Linked DNA regions of Homo sapiens: region 1 is linked to region 2. Evidence: chromatin loops called from intact Hi-C (ENCODE). Cell type or tissue: HCT116. All regions are shown on one strand. Links, peaks and the distances in the headings refer to the core of each region. The heading gives the core; the rest is flanking DNA. Region 1 holds the start of LOC105374150 (a long non-coding RNA gene). Region 2 holds the start of PLSCR5-AS1 (PLSCR5 antisense RNA 1).

The links. A loop is a pair of places that touch in the nucleus more often than their neighbours do. Peaks named below come from ENCODE experiments on the same cell type or tissue, not always from the same donor. Only the 100,000 strongest peaks of a DNase experiment are listed, where the experiment ranks them.
Region 1: it touches region 2 in a loop (4-fold over the local background); 2 of 110 quality-filtered maps call a loop at or near these places.

What each region holds. Positions count from the first base shown.
Region 1 is chr3:148,455,160-148,465,858 of GRCh38, reverse strand. It overlaps LOC105374150 (a long non-coding RNA gene), which reads left to right and starts at 68. Exons shown (of 7, transcript XR_924571.2): 1 at 68-955; 2 at 1,420-1,479; 3 at 10,328-10,506. In HCT116, for the core only: a CTCF peak has its summit at 5,696 (motif pointing right); a DNase peak (open chromatin) is centred at 5,698.
Region 2 is chr3:146,585,623-146,596,321 of GRCh38, reverse strand. It overlaps PLSCR5 (phospholipid scramblase family member 5), which reads left to right. Exons shown (of 8, transcript NM_001085420.2): 3 at 1,239-1,281; 4 at 2,182-2,402; 5 at 4,441-4,602; 6 at 6,508-6,669; 7 at 10,210-10,292; 8 at 10,380-10,485. The coding sequence ends at 10,248. PLSCR5-AS1 (PLSCR5 antisense RNA 1) reads right to left here and starts at 6,720. Exons shown (of 2, transcript NR_046698.1): 1 at 6,534-6,720; 2 at 5,997-6,259. In HCT116, for the core only: a CTCF peak has its summit at 6,217 (motif pointing left); a DNase peak (open chromatin) is centred at 6,221.

The DNA.
Region 1 (10,699 bases), core at 2,068-10,067, 1.9 Mb before region 2:
AGGCCTTTCTTCATATTTTTTATGTAGAATTAAATACACTTATTATGAAGACATCTTAGGTGATATATTGAGAAATAAGATTTAAAATGTGATTCAACATTTCTGCATACTTTATGTAACCTGCCTGTGAAAGAACCCTAGGGTTGGTGAAGATAATGACATACTAGCAGTGTGATACCGCTTATTAAAATTTCTATATGTCGTTGTTTTCTTTCAGAAGATCCAATTTGATCCTTGGTGTTTCAAAATCCATCTAATGCAGGTTTTCTCCTGTAACAGAAAAGGGCTATCTACAGGCAGGATATCCCATTTTGGTATCCTGTTAAGTGACTTTTAGACTTCCAGAGTTTGTCTTCTTTACCACTTGATATTGACGTCTTACTGCTCTTCACATCTAAGCCAAAGGATAGCGTTTTCTTCTATATTAATTCAAAGGTTCTTTAAGATCCGTGCACACAGGCTTTGTTTCACACCTTTGAACTAAGGTGCCTGGGATGCCTTCCATTCCTCAGAACAGACAAAAGCGAGCTCTCAACTCTTCTATTAAATGACTCAAACTTGAGTTTTCCTATGACAGCTTTCTCAGCAAACTCCTAACGAGGCAAAATTGGCTACTCGTGGCTTTGGTTCTCTGTATCCAGCACATTTTTCAACAACAGCCCCTAGAATACATCGGGGCACCTGAGGTTGTGCTTGAAACAAAATAGGCATTCAATATCTACAGACTGGCATCAATATTGACACTTACAGACTAACAGAATGACTGACTGGTTAGATATCTAATCACTTGCAGTGCTCTCATCAAGCCCATGATGGATTAATTCACACTCCTATTCTTTTGCATATGCTTTCTCTCTGGTCAGAGTCTTGTCTAGCTGAGTCATTAAGGTAAGAAGAAAATGAAGAGGAAAGAGGGGAGAAATAGCCAACATGTACCAAGAACCTGCTGAGCCAGGTACTGTGCCAAGCACTTTAATTAGTTAATTTAAGCTCACAATAACCAAATGAGGCAGGAACCATTATCATCCCCTTTTGACAATATAGAAAACTGAAACCAGGAGATCAATGAACTTTCCCACAGTTACACAACTAGTGTGGAAATTGGACTTAATTTCTATCTGTATGACTATAGCTCTCAAGCTATTAGGTTGGTGCAAAAGTAATTGCGGTTTTTGACTTTTTTTTTTTTTAAGGCAAAAACCACAATTACTGTTGCACCAATATAATGATAACCTTCAATCATTCTAACTTATTTAGCTAGCGAATGCAAACTGGTTTTACAAAATCTTTGCAGCTAACCATTTCTCCAAGGAGTAGAGCCTGGCATGACAGACATTTCAATGTTTCCCCTTTGTGCAGAGTTAGATGAGATTATTACTATGTGACTATTCCGATTTGTGTTTTTCCTGTTCCTTGAAGGCATGGATGATGTCATCTTGTCTCCTGTGCCTGGATATTTCCTGAGTCCTAGTTGAATAAGTGAGTGAATGTTCTTATTGTACAAATTTTTATCACAGTTATCATATGCATTGCAGCTATTTATTTTATAATCTTATAATCTTTTTTCCTGGCCTTCCTTCTGATGTTGTTCAGAAACATCTGCCAAATGAATGAAAGAATGAAAAAGTGAAGTTATGAATAAACACAAGTGATTGTGGTATGGAAGGCTTGTTTCCAAATCTTACTTGCCAGACTCTTAAAAATTTATTTGTTCTTATCTGTCTGAATAATTCCAACTCAAATGTCAAGACTCAAGATATGCATCTTTTCCTCAGAAAATGCCACCGTCCCCAATATTTACACCCAGGGTACACCCAGACTGACAGAGAGAAAAGGCTCATTGTTGGAGCTTCTATCTCTGACCAGAGCTGGATGATGGCACTTCCCATGCTGTAATGCAACACTTTATTTTGGTCTAGGTCTCCTGATAGGCTAAGACCTAGAGACTAATATTTTATTTAACTGTATGTCTTTAATATGTAGTATATTTCTTAGTATGCAGCCAACAGTTATTGACTATTAACTGCTATTTGTTGAATGAGTGAGTCATTTTGTATATTTATAAATAGGGGTAGGATCCCAGAAAATTAATTAAAGGAAAAAGAAGCTAGTTAAACTTTTAGTTTATTTTTTTATTTCCCTAGGTTTTTGGGGAACAGGTGTTATTTGGTTACATGAGCAAATTCTTTAGTGGTGATTTGTGAGATTTTGGTGCACGCATCACCTGAGCAGTACACACTAAACCCAATTTGTAGTCTTTTATCCCTCACCCGCCTCCCACCCTTTCTCCTGAGTCCCCAAAGTCCATTGTATCATTCTTTTTTTCTTTTGAGACAGAGTCTCACTCTGTTGCCAGGCTGGTGTGCAGTGGTGCCATCTCGGCTCACTGCAACCTCTGCCTCCTGAGTTCAAGCAATTCTCTTGCCTTAGCCTCCCAAATAGCTGGATCTACAGGCACGCACCACCACGCCCAGCTAACTTTTTGTACTTTTAGTAGAGATGGGGTTTCACCATGCTGGCCAGGATGGTCTCGATCTCTTGACCTCATGATCCGCCCACCTTGGGCTCCCAAAGTGTTGGGATTACAGGCGTGAGCCACCGCACCTGGCCCATTGTATCATTCTTATGCCTTTGCACCCTCATAGCTTAGCTCCCACTTATGAGTGAGAACATACAATGTTTGGTTTTCCATTCCTGAGTCACTTTACTTAGAATAATAGTCTCTAGTTCCATCCAGGTTGCTGCAAATGCTGTTAATTTGTTCCTTTTTATTACTGAATAGTATTCCATTGTATATATATATATATGCCACAATTTCTTTATCCAATCGTTGATTGATGAGGATTTCAGCTGGTTCCATAGTTTTGCAATTGTGAATTGTGCTGCTATAAACATGTGTGTGCAAGTATCTTTTTTGCATGATGACTTCTTTTCCTTTAGGGAGATACCTAGTAGTGGGATTGCTGAATCAAATGGTAGTTCTACTTCTAGTTCTGTAAGGAACCTCCACACTGTTTTCCATAATGGTTGTACTAGTTTACATTCCCACCAGCAGTGTGGAAGTGTTCCCTTTTCACTGCATCCATGCCAACATCTATTTTATTAATTTTTTTTTTATTATGGCCATTCTTGCAGGAGTAAGGTGGTATTGCATTGCAGTTTTGATTTGCATTTCCCTGATCATTAGTGATAGTGAGCATTTTTCACGTTTGTTGGCCATTTGTATACCTTCTTTTGAGAATTGTCTATTCATGTCCTTAGCCCACTTTTTGATGGGACTGTGTGTTTTTTTCTTGCTGATTTGTTTGAGTTCATTGTAGATTCCGGATATTAGTCCTTTGTCAGATTTATAGATTGTGATGATTTTTTCTCCCACTCTGTAGGTTGTCTGTTTACTCTGCTGACTGTTCCTTTTGCGTGCAGAAGCTGTTTAGTTTAATTAAGTCCCATCTATTTATCTTTGTTTTTGTTGCATTTGCTTTTGGGTTCTTGGTCATGAAGTCTTTCCTGAGGCAATGTCAAGAAGGGTTTTTCCAATGTTATCTTCTAGAATTTTTATAGTTTCAGGTCTTAGATTGAAGCCCTTGATCCAACTTGAGTTGATTTTTGTATAAGGTGAGAGATGAGGATCCAGTTTCATTCTTTGACATGTGGCTTGCCAATTATTCCAGCACCATTTGTTGAAGATCAGTTGACTGTAGGTATTTGGGTTTATTTCTGGGTTATTTATTGTGTTTGATTGGTCTATGTGCCTATTTTTATACCACTATCATGCTGTTTTCATTACTTTGGCCTTGTAGTATAGTTTGAAGTCAGGTAATGTAATGCCTCCAGATTTGTTTGTTTTGCTTAGTCTTGCTTTGGTTATGCAGGTTTTTTTTTGTTGGTTCCATATGGATTTTAGGATTGTTTTTTCTAGTTCTGTGAACAATGATGGTGGTATTTTGGTGGGAATTGCATTGAATTTGTGATTGCTTTTGGCAGTATGTTCATTTTCACAATACTGATCCTACCTATCCATGAGCATGGGATGTGTTTCCATTTGTTTGTGTCATCTGTGATTTCTTTCAGCAGTGTTTTGTAGTTTTCCTTGTAGAGGTCTTTCAACTCCTTGGTTGTATATTCCTAAGTATTTTATTTTATTTTATTGCAGCTATTGTAAACGGAGTTGAGTTCTTGATTTGATTCTCAGCTTGGTTGCTATTGGTGTATAGCAGAGCTACTGATTTGTGTACATTAATTTTGTATCCTGAAACTTTGTTGAATTCATTTATCAGTTCTAGGAGCTTTTTGGAGGAGACTTTAGGGTTTTCTAGGTACATGATTGTATCATCAGCAAACAGCGACAGTTTGACTTCTTCTTTACCAATTTGGATGCCCTTTCTTCTTTCTCTTGTCTGATTGCTCGTCAAGGACTTCTAGTACTATGTTGAATAGAAGTGGTGAGAGTGGGCATCCTTATGTTGTTCCAGTCCTCAGAAGGAATGCTTTCAACTTTTCCCCATTCAGTATGATGTTGGCTGTGGGTTTGTCATAGATGGCTTGTATTACATTGTGGTATGTTCCTTGTATGCCGATTTTGCTGAAGGTTTTAATCATAAAGGGATGCTGGATTTTGTCAAATGCCTTTTCTGTGTATCTGGAAATGATCATGTGATTTTTGTTTTCAATTCTGTTTATGTGGTGTAACACGTTTATTTACTTGTGTATGTTAAACTGTCCCTGCATGATATGAAACTCACTTGATTGTGGTAGATTATCTTTTTGATATGCTGTTGGATTTGGTTAGATAGTATTTTGTTAAGGATTTTTGCATCTATGTTTATGGGGGATATTGGTCTGTAGTTTTCTTTTTTTGTTATGTCCTTTCCTGGTTTTGGCATTAGGGTGATACTGGCTTCATAGAATGAATTAGGGAGGATTCCCTCTTTCTCAGTCTTGGGAAATAGTGTCAACAGTATTGGTACCAAAGTCCATTTCACTCCCCTGCAACCTCCACTGGATCAGGTGCTGGTATCTATGGCTGAGAGACCTGAAGATGGTTCACATAATGGGACTCTGAGCAGACACCCCCCAGTACCAGCCCACGGCCTGGTAGCCCTGCGGGGTGGCTAGATCCAGAAGAGAAATAACAATCACTACAGTTCAGTTCTCAGGAATCCACGTCCCTAGGAAAAGGGCAAGAGTACTATATTAAGTGAGCACCCCGTGGGACAAAAGAATCTGAACAGCAGCCTTGAGCCCCAGACCTTCCCTCTGACATAGCCTACCCAAATGAGAAGAAACCAGAAAAACAAATCTGGTAATATGACAAAACAAGATTCTTTAACACCCCCCAAAAATCACACTAGCTCACCAGCAATGGATCCAAACCAAGAAGAAATCCCTGAATTGCCAGAAAAAGAATTCAGAATGTTGATTATTAAGCTAATCAAGGAGGCACCAGAGAAAGGTGAAGTCCAATTTAATTTTTAGTTCTTTAAGGAATCTCCACACTGTTTTCCATAATGGTTGTACTAGTTTACATTCCCATCAGCAGTGTAGAAGTGTTTGTGTGACTTGTAAGGAGGTGGAGATTGCACCTACCAGTAAACTTCCCTTTGGAAATAGTCACGTAGTGCTGTTAAAAAGTATATAATAAAAACCACTTTAGGCCAATAGTTGTAAAAATGCAACCCAAGGCTTCCAAAATGTTAGCAACAATACTCTTAAATTCCAGCAGATGGTAGTGTTGTTATAAAAATCTGCCATCCTTGGTTAGCTAAAATAAAACACATCTCACTTTTCATAAAAACACTTTTGTTCTTTTTTCCTTTGAAAAATGAAGAGAAAAGAGGGTGCCCAATAACTCTTCTTTCTAGAAGCTTTAAGTAAGAAAGAAAACTTAAAAAAAGAAAGTGGTCACTGTTGGTCCATGATAGAAGAATTATAAAAAAGTTTATTTTTCATAATTGATGGTATATAGATAGATATGGATGATATATATTATATATAAATATAAAATTTATATGAATATAATTATGTCACAGAAATGATAAAAATGATATATTGTGTGTTGGTCACTATTTATCTACATGTAATTATATGTATATAAATTGCATATATCATATACATAATTTTTTTCTGTATTTGCTGTTTAGGATTGGAGAAGGAACAATGGTCCCCTTCCCCACATCTACAACTATCAACTCTTCAAAATATGGTTAAAAAGGACTCTAATTATTTAAAAATATAATAATGTATCTTTCCATTGCTGGGGTGTCCATGTTTGTATTACCTTGAGATCAAATTCTGATAGAGTATATGGGAACATTTCTCTTTTGCCTTAGTCCAACCCCACATTTATTAGTCCAAAATTAAAATGCATATTATCTTTTGACTGATCAATGAAATGGGTACCAGTCAAAGATTACAAAGAAAGATTTCAAGAAAGACTTCAGAATATCTGAGTACTGTACAAGCAAACAAGATCTTGGTTTAGATTATTTGTTAATACTTCCTAAAGTTCAGCAATTTCTTATAGAACAACTGAATGATATCCTGAAGTAACACATATTTCTGCTGTTGTAGAAAAGGAAGATAATTTTCTCCTTAAATCTTCTTATTCTTTTTATGCTTGCATCTATTTAGTATACAAATCAAAGGGATAAAAAACTGATGTACAGACGGTCCCCAATTTACAATGGTTTGACTTGACTTTTTGACTTTATGATGGTGCAAAAACCATGCACATTCAATAGAAAGTGGTAAGACGCTCTCTTGTGATGCTGCAGCTCCCAGTCAGCCATGCCATCACGAGGGTAATCAACTGGTACTCTGTAGTGTCCTGTGTTGCCAGATGGTTTTGCCCAACTGTAGCCTAATTTAAGGTGTCTGAGCACATTTAAGGTAGCCTAGGCTAAGCTACAAGGTTAAGTAGTTTAGGTGTATTAAAGGCACTTTTAAGTTATGATATTTTCAACTTACAATGTTTATGGAGATGAAATGTTACGTTAAGTCAAGGAGCATCTGTATAAGCAGGATCATTATCCTTATATTAATGAGATCAAAAAAGAGAAGCATTCACTAAGACAATTTATTTCTTTTAGTACTATTTTCTTGATAAGGAAAAAAGACAAGAAAAGTTGACCAAATTTTTAAATATTTACATTTTATATTTTTAAAGCATATCAATTCTATACAGGCCACCTAAATATTAGACGTTCAGATAAGTGACTTCTAACATATTCTGAGGGCATTTTTATATGTATGTAAATGTGTTTATATAGACATTTACATACATATATAGACATTTACATACACATATTTATCTTTACATCTCTGAAATTAGTATTGAAATATGTGAGAAACAGGATTTGTTGTGTGTGCTCATTTTAAAAACACTGTATAACTGTGTAAAATATTTTTCATTGTGGAAAATGGTTAGATGGTATTATGTAGAATTATTTTACAGCCGGTGACATAAGGGGTGATTTTTTCAAAGAATTCTTTTACTATTTTGAAGTGTCCTTTTAAAAGAATGATACTTTTTATAACTGATAAAATAATTATTGTAATATAAAATTCAATGTCCAAAGACATTATCAGGAACACACTGATTATTGAAAAAGTAGTTTGTAAAACCTGATGTCTAATATATTAATGAAAATAAAATTTATTTTTGTTAATCTAGGTCATAACTGCTTTTGGAATATCATGAAACATATGAATGAATTTATTCCAAGTGAAAAATCATTCAGTAGAGTCAAACTATAGTGTTTTCCAAAGGAATTTCCTTTTAATGACTTGCAGATGTTGTTGTGTTTAATGTCAATAAAAAATTGAATTCAGTTTTTGGACATAAAAATTTACATGAAATACATCCCCCGAGTACATTAAGTGTTTTCATATTCATGAAAAAGACCATTTGGAAAAGAGTAAAAACAGATATTTAAAAAATTTATTACTAAAAATGTTTGTTAAATATTATAATGACTTTCCTAGAGCAATCCCTTAAATTAAAAACCTAAGAAAATAATCGATTTTATTTTAGAGAGAGAAAGTGTTTTTAGGATTGAGAAAGAAATTACTTCTTAATATTTCAAAATCCTGTACAGGTTAAGCATTCCTAATCCCAAAATTTGAAATCTGAAATGCTTCAAAATCCAAAACTTTTGAGTGCCCATTTGATGCCACAAGTGGAAATAATACAGTTGACCTCACATGATTGGTTGCAATCAAAATGCAGGCACACAACAGACTAGTGATCATGATAACAGTGATGATGAAGATGACTGACATTGTTAACACTGCAGAAAAATTATCTAGAGATGGCATGGTGAAAATGTGTGATGGGCTTATTGAAGGACTAGGGCAGTATGCATTCATCACAGAACAAGAAATCACGTAAGCTATAAAATCAAATAAATAATTCTAAGACAAAAAAATGAAAAATTAAAACAAGTTGTTAATGAGGCAGATGACATTCTGGAAGAAACATTTTAAGAAGCCATCCAATAGGATGCTTCTTCATCTTTAGAGGGCCCTCAAGTGCTTCTGATTCTTCTTCTCGCCTATCTCAAAATACAATACGATGTATAGTAACCTTCTAATCTAAACAGAGGATTGCGGGTAGAGACTGAAAGTCTGCCATTGCTTGTGGATGTTGTTTGACAGCTGATACAGGCATTCTGGTGATGACACTGTGCTGTTTGGTTACCTCAAACACATTATTTTTTTCACTGTATTAATGGTGTGTCCTCTTTTTTACAGTTAAATACCTATGTGTGAATAAGTGTAAGAAAATGATTGCTTATTAATAGCATATAAATTCAGAGTCAGGAGTGATGGTAATGCCAGAAAAAAATCTTCAGATTATCTACATGAGTGGCTGAGATAGTGACACTTTTGCTTCCTGATGAGTCAACGTACACAAACTTTGTTTCATGCTCAAATCTGTTTTAAAATATTGTAGAAAATTATCTTCAGGTTAGGTGTACAAGGTGTATATGAAACATAAATTTTGTGTTGTGACTTGGGTTCTATCCCCAAGATATTTCATTATGTATATGCAAATATTCCAAAATTTGAAAAACTCCAAAACACTTCTTGTCCCAAGCTTTTTGGATAAGGGATACTTAACATGTATTTGTTTTTTTCAATCTGCATTTTAAATTTTCTGATAAAATATATGGAAAAAACAACATCTCTAAAAAAACGCACTCCTTCTAAAGTCATAAAATTTCTATTTCAGTGTATGTTAGTAATTCAGAGAAGGTCCCTAGATGTGTGCTTCTCTAGAACTTTGCCCTTTTCTCTGTCATAATACTTGCAATTGCCTCCTCGTTTACTTACCTTGCTAGATTGCAAGTTTCTTGAAGTCAGGAACCATGACTCATTAGCTTACCATGCTATTTCAGTGCCCAGCACAATGCTAGGCCCTCAAGAAGTATTTACTAAATGAAGAATCCAGATTTTTAAAAAAAAAATTCGTGGGTATATAGTAGGTGTACATCTTTATGGGGTACATAAGATAGTTTGATACAGGCATGCAATATGAAATAAGCACATCATGAAGAATGGGGTATCTACCCCCTCAAGCATTTATCCTCTGAGTTACAATCTAATTATACCCTTTAAATCATTAAAATGTACATTTAAGTTATTATTGACTATAGTCACCCTATTGTGCTATCAAATAGTAGATCTTATTCACTCTTTCTATTTTTTTCATACCCCTTAATCATCCCCAACTCCCCCCTCCAAGGATCCAGATTTTTTACTCTCTCACCATATTTTTTTTAAAAAACCTTATTTTATTTTTTATTTCCTAAGGGTGCTAAAATTCTGAAAAATCATCCGGAAGTAATAGCATCACAATATTAGTATTTATTTAGTCATCTATCAAGTCATCCTCCCACCCCCCGAATTAGGGCATGTGGGTGAAGTCTTAGGAGCCTGCAACATTTTTTTTTCCTTTTAAAGGGGCTAGGCACACTCATACCAAGTTGCTCCTTGGCATTTTAAGTGCTATTAGCTTTAGAGTTAAGACATGCTCTAAATGAAGTACCAATTACTAGTCACTGGTTCAAAATTCAAAGGGGAAGAAGAAAGGAGTTGAGGGTGAAGTTAATAAGTAGTCTTCTGCCCTACACTCTGAATCTGCACCCTGATTTGTCCCCATTCATCTCCTCAAACCCACCCCGCCTATGAGGTCATTTCTACTCTGGAATCTGGGACAAATCGAAGGTATAAAGGAGTTTAACTATTTGTAGCTGAGTTCTCAGGGAGACTGAACCTTGAATCCATGTTTCTCTGGTTTTACTCTGACCTTTTGTTTTATTTCTAGAAAATGCAATTCTTGACTTGAGATGAATCAGTTCCCCAATTTATACTTCATTCGTGGAAACTGGGTCTTGGGCAACATCTCAGCAATTCCTTCCAATCTGAAGTTCTCTCATCTGCTGGTAACCGGTCCATTCCTATTGGCGTTCAAGCAATCACAAACACATCCTACTTTTGAGAAATGTGAGCACATGCTTCCCAGCCCCTTCCTAAAACTCTGCCTTGGATAGAAAACATATCCCTGGGTAGCTCTTTTTCTGTCATCACTTTTGCCAGATGTTGATGGCAGAATTCCTCTTTGTTTATTATTAACATCAATTCCAGGAGATGTGTTACCCTCTGTCCAGAACATGAAGTACTTGACTTGCATCTATCT
Region 2 (10,699 bases), core at 1,536-9,535:
AACTGCTCAGGTGGCTGAGGCACGAGAATTGCTTGAACCTAGGAGGTGGAGGTTGCAGTGAGCCAAGATGGTGCCACTGCACTCCAGCCTGGGCCACAAAGCTGAACTCTGTCTCAAAAAATAAAAATAAAATAAACGCAAATAAATTTCTTTATAAGAACATAACTTTCATATTTCCTTTAAAAAGCAATTTGCATTACAGATTTTTTAATTTAATCATCATTTCTCAATTATCTGTGGATACTTTATCTCTGTAAATTAACTTTATTTTTAATTACATAAGTCAAATCTTGTAATGTATTTAGTGCCATAACATTTATTTGACTTAAATTGGTATTTTGTTGGCATCCACAGGAACTCATTTTTATTTTTAGTCCAAAGGAAAGTGTGAATGAGAGAAAAATGTATACAATAACCTTTCAGGTTTAACAAATATATTCCATCACTGAAAGATATGAGTTGCAGTTTGACAGAGTGATAGTAGACGTAGGCAGAGGTTAAGAGGAGAGGCCAGGCATTCAAATCATTATTGTGTTGTTTCATGTCTTCTAAAAAAATTGAGTTGTAAAACATCTTAAACATTATAATTCAGAGATTGTTTAAAAATCTTCACAAACTCTTGTTTTCAAGATCTACTCTAATTTTCTCATTATTGCGGAGTTAACACAGAGTTAGTTCTGTCTCAGTCTCCTTTTTCTTTCTTTTTCTTTTTTTTTAATTGAGACAGAGTCTCCCCTCTGGGGACTAGGCTGGAGTGTACTGTGCACCACAACCTCGACCTCCCAGGATCAAGCTATCCTCCCACCTCCACCTCTCTCCTGTGTAGCTGGGACTAGAGGCGCACGCCACTACAGCCAGCTAATTTTTGTAAAGACAGGGGTTTGCCATTTTGCACAGACTGGTCTCGAACTCCTGGGCTCAAGCAATCTGCCTACCTTGACCTCCAGAAGTACTGGATTTATAGGCATGAGCCACTGCGCCCAGCCCCGTTGCTATTCTTATTCTTGCTCAATGCTGCCTTGGAATTTTCAAGGTTCTTCTAAATTCTTCTTTAAATTAAAAAAAAAATTACGTTCTTTTGCATTGTAAAATGTGAGATATTTTCAACTGTTTTCCTAATAGAAAGCATGAAAATCACTAATTTTATGTAATATAGTAAATAGGGTACTAGTAGTATCTCCAAAGGTTTTCCGTGTGATGTTAATACTTTTTATTTCCTTTTATGTCATCCTTTACAGTTAGACCTGATAATTATACACCAGCAGGTGGAGCTGCTTGGAAGTAAGTGCATTATATATATTACATATTTATTAAAACTATTGAAAATATTTTAGTTTTCAGAAGTTTCTTTGCATCTAAATATGTTATAAATGAGAAAGTTAAATGTGTAGAATAGAATTAGATCAAAAAGAGTACTAGGTCTTTTTTCAATTAAAAGCTGAAAGTAAAATTATTAGTCTTATTTAGATAAAATAGAAGCATAAAACTCTGAATCTTTGGTGATATTGCCATTCAAATTCTGACATTACATATACTTTAAAATAGTAAAAGGTATTTGATCATTTCCGTGGATGCTAATCATTTAACTTTCCTAATAATTTCAAAAATGGAAGTCAAGGTTTTGACTAAATGAGTGATTTACCAAATAGGCAAATTATTTAAGAATCTACAAATTTACAAGCATGACTAACTGGATTCAAATTACTTGAGTATTTTCTGGGTTTAGTGCTCTATATTATGCCTAAATATATATAAAAATTGAAATAGCAGGATAGCGTACACCTTTAGATATATTACCAGACAAATATTTTAGACAAAATCACTATTATCACCATGAGTTGTCCCAATAGTTCTATAACAATAATATAATTATTTTTTGAGCTATAAATTATTCTTTAAAGCATTTGTCCTTTAGTGAAAAGGTACACTACATGTTCTCAAGTAGGTCATATATCTGGAATAAACATTAATTAATTATATAGCTTTATTCTCACCATTTACTTTTATTTCCATGGCTAAGTCCTAAAAATTTAGAGCATAGAAATAAATTTGTGTGAAGAAGATACCATATATTTAATAATTGATCAGACACTGTATTCTTTTAATAACATCTCCCCTTTATTTAAAGTTATCAATACTAAGGAAAAAAATGTTTTTATAATTTTTTTTTTGTTCCATTAGTGATACTTGGTACTGAGACCTCCAACAAATATGAGATTAAAAACAGCTTGGGACAAAGAATTTACTTTGCAGTGGAGGAAAGCATCTGCTTCAATCGTACTTTCTGTTCCACTCTGCGATCTTGCACCCTGAGGATCACAGATAACTCAGGTCGAGAGGTCATTACAGTGAACAGGCCCTTGAGATGTAACAGCTGCTGGTGCCCTTGCTACCTACAAGAGGTTAGTTACTGGCTCTGGTTGTCCTTTTTGATTTTTAAGATTAGCATTTGTTTCTTTAAAAGGAATTCATCTGGAGCAATGAGGCAATTAACCTGCCAGTTGTTTTAATTATTAATAGTATGTTGCTCCTTTAGGATCAGATCAGCTTGAGGATTTGGTAATTCACTAAACTTTTTTCTTTCCAACCAAAAACTATGGTGGCTTTCATGATATAAACTGTTGAAGACAGCTCATGCATCATGTAAATGAGATAGACCTCTGGAATCTCTATAGTAGTCATGTAATTGTAATGTCTACAGGTTCCACCATTGGGCATATACACCCTTTGTCTTCTCCAACTGGAGCAAAGTCCAGGAAATGCTAAGTGATATTAAACTCCTCTAAGGTATCCTCTTGGATAGGTATTATTATTTAGTATGGAATCTCACAATGCATTTACCCATTTATGACAAAGCCCAAGGTTTGGCAAGACAATGTTATTGTTCTACAGGGAATAATTCAATTATTTTATTTTAATATATAATAGATTTACGTTATTATTTAGTACACCTGTAATAATAACTTTCATTGACTTATGCAGTTAAATTGACACAGAACTTTTACTTACTTTACTGGCTTTGATACCATGATATTCTACTCATGAGCAAGAACAGAATCATGAAATCTCTAGGAGCTAGAAATAATTACTCTCTACATTTGGCAGTCAAGGAAGGAGAGTGGAGGTGACTACCTATGACTATACATTCAAGAAATCAGGAAATATTATAGATGGGACTTGAGCCAGGTGTCCTAATTTAAGCCCAACCTTCTCTGTTAGAACCTGTGGATAAGTACTGGCCTTAGGGTGATGGGAAAATATTAATATGAAAGATGGTTATTTAGGGAAGTTTCTAATAACATATATCAAAGCTAATTCTCCAACTATTTTTAGGTAAGCATCTGACTAAGTGATAAAATGATTGAAGTGCTCGTGCATGGAGCCCAAGAATTTCCATCCGTCTACTGAGGATATTTAATATTAATATGCCCCAAGAGAGTGTAGTCATTATGATCACAGAAATATGCTCATTTTAAAATTTTTGATAATTAACTTTTTCTTTAATGGTAGTCCAGGGTCATAAATTAAACATAATATATTACTTGATAACTATTAGTAACTTTTAAAAAAATTTGATCAATAGCAAATTAATAACTTTAAAAGTGATCCCAGAGCAAATCTATATTAATTCTAAGCAGTCTAGTTGAAATCACTTTTATCTATCCAAGAACATTATAGACATATGCATAAGACTATGAACTTCATAAGAAAAGTCAAAATGAGATCAGATGATGGCGATGTCTTGGTTTAAAAGCAAACATTTAAAAAATTTGTACCCACCCCCAATTTATTTTACAAAATATTTGATTGGGTTACATAAATATGTAAAGGTAATGGAGTCAAATGCTAAAGTAATGCCGGATAATGCAAAAATCCAACTACTAGTCTCGAACACTTTGGAAGCCACAAACCAGCAATCAAACTGGTGTTTAATGACTATAACTCTGCAAGAAGCATTTGTTTTTAATTAAATATAGATAATCTTGGAGCTTATAATCTTAGAGAAAAAATATGAATACTCAATAATTGATAAAGGAGACTTAAAATAGATGTGTGTTGTGGCTACAATTAAAAGGAGTAGATATGAGTAACCACATAGGAACAGCTTCAGTGGTTGACCAATGGTTGTACTTGGGATAAAATGGCAAAGAAGCCACTGTCCTAGGGTCAGAAGATAGTCGTGGGGTAGATTCTCTTTAGGGAAATAAGACATAGACTTTTAGTGCACAGTGCTAAACGTATGTTTATACAGTGAATTTCTTTGTTTTCTGTAAAATATTTTATAAAATCTGTATCCTTAGAAGCAGGTATTTAGAATGATTTGTAGAATATCAAAATAATTTTATAACAGTATATTGTTTACAGGTAAATTGACATTATAGTAAAATTAAAATATGATAACCTAAGAAAATCTTATTTTATCATTATCTCTTCTTACAGTTAGAAATCCAAGCCCCTCCTGGTACTATAGTTGGTTACGTTACGCAGAAGTGGGACCCCTTTCTGCCTAAATTCACAATCCAAAATGCAAACAAAGAAGATATTTTGAAAATTGTTGGTCCTTGTGTGACATGTGGCTGTTTTGGCGATGTGGATTTTGAGGTACAATTGACAAAATGAAAGAAGTTTTCATTTAGGTCCTGATTTTTTTTTGCAACATAATTCAATTTTTTTATGTTCAAATTAATTTCATTTAAAATAAGTTCAGAAAATGACATATTTGTAATATAATGTAATCAGCCCATATTGTACATGCTAAGAATAGGAATATGTAAATCCAGAGATATAAAGTCCAAGGATTTTTTAAAAATAATATTACAAAATTTATCACCTTGGCCATCATATCTGTCATAGACCAGTGTAAGTATTATCCAAAGTAATATTAATAAATTTTACTATAATAAAAGCATGTTTAGCTAAATATAATTCTATGTGTTCTATGGACAAAGCTACTATATCTCTTTGATTAGAATAGTAAATGTGTTGCTATTTTAATGTGTGCAAGACTTTGAACATCAAAAATTTTTGGACACATAGCTTTGCCTTTTTAAGATAACCAATATTTCCTGATTTTGAAAATTAGCACTTCATTCTTGTTTCAGTATGTTTTATTTATGTAGAATCACAGGACACATGGCAATAAAGCCAATATATACAGTTTAGAATCACCTAAATTATGTATCTTCTTTCCTATGGGCCTTGAGATCACATATCCCAGTTTAGATCTCATTTCAGCAGCACGTTACATTAAAACAGCATTAACTCAAAAGCTGTGTTTCTAAGACTTGCTAAGTTAGTTTTGTAAAAAAAACAAAAAAAAAAAACAAAAAAAAACCTTATTCTCGTATTTGTATAAATTGAATATTTAAAAAATAGAAAGTTGTAAATTTGATCTGTAGCAATATAAACTATCTTAACAGGTTGTCCTGGACATACAACTTAGGTAGAGGAGACAGCCTAATTGAAAGTGTATATTTATTTTTCATCCATTCATACATAAATATCTCAGCAAGGGCATTTAGTTCTCAGGACTTCAGGAAACACTATGCACGTAGAATACAATGCAAATTTTGCAAACTGAGCTGTTCCAACTTCACCCTATCCCCAAAGGATTTGGCATGACTTTCCTACGAGTAATATGATTGAGGAGGACTTTAAACATAAGAGTTTTAGCATTCATGCTATAGAAATGTCCTAAGTAACCCTCTCTATTCTCTATCTTTTACTACCCTGAAAAAAGTGATAGTTTCTCTTGAATTACTTTCAGCATCAGGATGGGAAGCAGAATAAACAAACAAATAGCTGATAAAGTTGATTTGTGAACTCCTTCTAGCTGAGAAGGACTGATTGATGTCTAGTTGGTCTTAACTTCCTATATGGTACATTAACCAGGAGGATTTTTTTAATGTAAAAATAGGATTTAGGATTTGTTAGAAAGTATTGACCTAATAAATGTCTGAGTATAATATAAAAATGTGATTTAACAATGGCCAATAATATTTAAATGTTTTAATAATTATAAAATTTTAGCAACTGAAATTTGAAAGTTTACAAATTATGCCTAGAAATTAATTTAATTCCTTCTGAAATATTTTTTCAAACATATCTTCTTTTACATTTTTAAGATGGAGAATTCAGGTTTAAAATCTGGACCTCAAGTAAAGAAATCGCCTTCATGCTTAGATGATACAATTGAACTATGTACCTGCTGCCATCTTGTGGTGGCTGAGCCTTAATTATTTATCCTGATATTCTCCATCTGCATACAAAAAAGAAAAAGAATTATGATGGACTAGAAAACTGTCAAAAAAGCAAAGTTTCTAAAAAGTAAACTGAAAAGCTAAATTTACAAACCTATGCTTATATGATGGAATGAATAACATGGAATTGTCATTTTGAAGATGACAAATAAAATAATTCAAATCTCTCATGAAGTAAACACCCTCAGAAGTATAAAACCAACTTTTTTCACTGTCAAATTTAATACTCCTTATTTTCTTTCTAAAGGTGAAAACCATTAATGAAAAGCTTACAATTGGGAAGATTTCAAAGTACTGGTCAGGATTTGTAAATGATGTCTTCACAAATGCTGACAATTTCGGAATTCATGTTCCTGCAGATCTAGATGTAACAGTCAAAGCAGCAATGATCGGTGCCTGTTTTCTCTTTGTAAGTATGGGCTTTGAGAGCATGAGTGATTTGTTATTCTCCCTCTTGCTTGTTAATTACAATATAGCCTATCCCATTTACACAGTTTTTACCCCCAAAGAGTATATTTTATTCATAGAAGGATAGCTTAGGACCAATGTTCTTCAAAAATTAGAATTTAGAACCCTGCATTTCTGTTAGGCAGCCCCTCTTCAGTGATCTCATATCCCCTTTCTCAAAGATTGAAGTGTTATCACATCCTATTCATCATTTCTTTAAAACCTAGTTTCCCCTTGCTTTTACGTTCAATTTAGATTTTTGGCTTATTTTCACTTGAACTAAAAAATATGCAAACATAAATATCACATGATTTATCCTGGATAAAGTTCCAGACTGGTTCATTGCATAATAGTGAGCTAGATGATATTAAGAATGTTGCCTTCTCAGTGTGAACATAGACACATGAAATGATTTGATGAGTTAATAGGTACCAGTTGCCATTATTTCTAAGATACTATGTTCTTGTTATTACTTTCCAACTTACAATTATATTGAAAACCTTTTCTTCTTTGGTATATGGAGATTGGTGATAGAAGAACAGAAGTCAAATAATACCTGTATCAAAATGCTTGACCTATATCCTGTTCTTAGTTTTCCCTCTAATATTTACCTAATTTCCTACCATTTTCAATGCAGCCATAAAAACTTATGGAGTTTTTATTTGTTGATATATAAACACATGTATTTTCTATAAATACATGAAAAAGATGTGTATACACAGGCACACACATAAGTGATTAAAACAAACAGCATAAGAGTTGAGAGTAGGTTGCAGACATGATGCCTTTTCCCCTAATTATATTAGTGTGCATTTCCTAAAAACAAGGAATTTTTTTACACATCACAGTACTATTGTCAAAGTCAGGCACTAAACACTGATTCAATGCTATTATCTAATCTACAGACTTTATTCGGTTTGCACTGATTTGCATAATGATGTCCTTTCTGACAATAGAAAATCCAAGATCATGAAGTATGTCCATTTTGTCACATCTCATTTGTTTCTTTTCACCTGGAACTGTTCCTAAGGGGTGTGTGTGTGTGTATATGTGTGTGCATGAACATGTGCACATGCATGTGCATTTCCCTGAGTCTCATGACATTGGCATTTTTGTTTTTGTTTTATTTTTTGTTCTATTTTTTGAGATAGAGTCTCACTCTGTCACCCAGGCTGGAGTGCAGTGGCGCAATCTTGGCTCACCACAACCTCTGCCTCCCAGGTTCAAGCGATTCTCCTGCCTCAGCCTCCCGAGTAGCTGGGATTACAGGCATGTGCCACCATACCCGGCTAATTTTTTTGTATTTTTAGTAGAGATGGGGTTTCACTGTGTTAGCCAGGATGGTCTCGATCTTCTGACCTCGTGATCCACCCGCTTTGGCCTCCCAAAGTGCTGGGATTATAGGTGTGAGCCACCTTGCCCAGCCGACATTGGCATTTTTTAAGTGCATAAGCCAATTATTTTGTAAACTGTGGCCTAATTTCAGTTTGTGTCATGGTTAGATTCAGGTTATGCACTTTTGGTAATCATGAAATTTTTATAAAGCTTAAATTCCTTCTCATGTTTTATTGTTTTCTGGGGTTTCAGAATGCTAAATCTGATTGTTTACATTAATGCCCTATTTACTGAGTCTCTTCTAATGATATTTGGAAAATATATGAACTAAAAATTATTCCCTGATGACTTCACTGAAACTCAGAATTTAATACATAGATATATATGTATATATATATGCATATATACATATACATATACATATACAAGTATGTATATTAGGATTATTTCTCCAGGATTTCAGAGGAATTATTTTAACTTACCAGTCTCCTATTATTGGTAGAAGATGGAAGTAATATCTATAGAGTGCTAGGTTTTTAAACTTACTAAGTTGTCACTTACTCTCAACTCCCATTTTCATCTGCAAATCTAACCAGCTTAGTCCACCTTGCCTGTTGCCTAATGTCATCTCTTCCCTATTCTCCTCTATCCACTGGACAGTGCTTTTAACTTGTCACCCTTCCTTTGCTTACTGTTCCCATCTTTGATCATTCTGACTTCAACACCAACCCCTCCACACACACACCCTTTCCCCAAGATCTTCATTAGGCCTTTCTGATTAAGCCCCACACTTAACGTTAATATTTAGAAATAGATCCTTTTTAATCTGCCCTACTCACCTATTTTACATAACAAGCTGATAGTTAAAATGTACTGCCAAAATTGGAACTACAGTTCTCTGTATTTTAAACCTTATCAGTTTTTCTTATTGTTTCAGAAACCCTCTAAACATATGTTCTTCTTGAAAAAGCATGTATTTCTTAGTCCATATGCTTTGAGAGATTGATGAGATGTAGGTTCCGTAAAGGTTGATCTAGGTCATACTCAAAGTGTGGTGCAAAGTGCAAGCATCTGCACCACCTAGAAGCTCGCTCAAAGCAAAGAATCTCAGATCCCACCCCAGATGCATCAGGACCTGCACTTGAACAAGATGCCCAGGTGCTTCCTCTATGCACTATAAATTTAAGAAGCACTGATCTAGATAATACCCTAATCATCTAAAAGGATAACTTTTAAACTCCAGCATTTAAGGGAGAAATGTTCACTGAGAATAGTTAATGACTCCCATTCATTTCTCTTTTTTTCTTTTTACCATCATATTGTAAAACATTTGCCTTTTTTTGCCAGCCAATATAGCTTATAAAACTATTTCTTACATGTATTACCAAGATAAATTACTTTCCTTATACATAATTTTATAGAAAGAATTATGTTTTTAATTTTTAATTGCTGTTTCTATTTTATTCAGGCGAAAGCTTTAGAAAGCTGCTGGTATAAGGTTATTTCCTCATTTAAATACAAATCTAAATCACAAATGAAATCTAATTTTTGGTCTCTTCTGGTTCCAAGATACGGCTTCACAACCCACCACTCCTCCGACTCACCACTCACTCTTTGAGTTCTCTCTGGTGTAGTTTTCAGTACTCCCTCAAATAACCACCTATTGCTGACCACATTATCTCTGGTAATATATCTAATTTTTGTTCAAATATTCGTATCCATTATAACTTCCTACACTGACCCAGAATGCATACAGTCTAATTCTGCAAAGGGTTTATCACCCAAAAGTTTGACAATACTATGCAGATTTAGATAAAGTTTCCAAGTTACTTATACTCTGAAAATTCAACATGAAAATAAAAAGTCACGAAGCTTAAAATTTTTAAATTTTTCTTCTCCAGATAAATCATATAATACTGGAACACTTTGACAATACCATGCAGATTCAGATAGGGTTTCTAAGTTACTTATACTCTGAAAATTCAACATGAAAATAAAATGTTGTAAAGCTTAAGACTTTTAAATTTTTCTTCTTCTGTTAAATCATAATACTGGAACACCACTGGAAATATAATTGCTTTACATAATCAAAGCTTGCATGTCAAACTTTTGATCTTAATTGTTGTCTTTTTGTAAATTCACTTATATTCAGTTTACTTATTTGTAGGATTTTATGTTCTTTGAACATTCACTGGCTGGATTATAATAACCAAGATAATGAAAACAATAAAATATGCAGAACATATTTCAGTAAGTAAAAAGCAAGTTTAAATGATCTCTTTCCCTTTGAAGATGTCTATATTTGACGCTATCTAACTCTTTTTCATTTTCTTCTAGAAATCCCTTGGGCTCTGGATTTCATTTCTGAATGGTTTGAATGTTTGCTTTTTTGTTAAAAAAAAATGTTAATTATTATATTTATTAAAACAGTTTAATGAGGCAATTATCTAGTTGTGAATGCATGATAGCTAAATACGTGATTACTGGCCTGAGCACAAGGTTGCTTTGAGAGATTACCATTCTTTCTTTTTATCCTTTTGAAGTTATTGCAATGGTAAGCATGAAAGATGAGAACTAAGGCTTGCAGCATCACTGATGAAAATTCAATGTTTAGAGAACACTTTTGAAGTTTTTCTGGTACTAAGGCTAGTTACTAA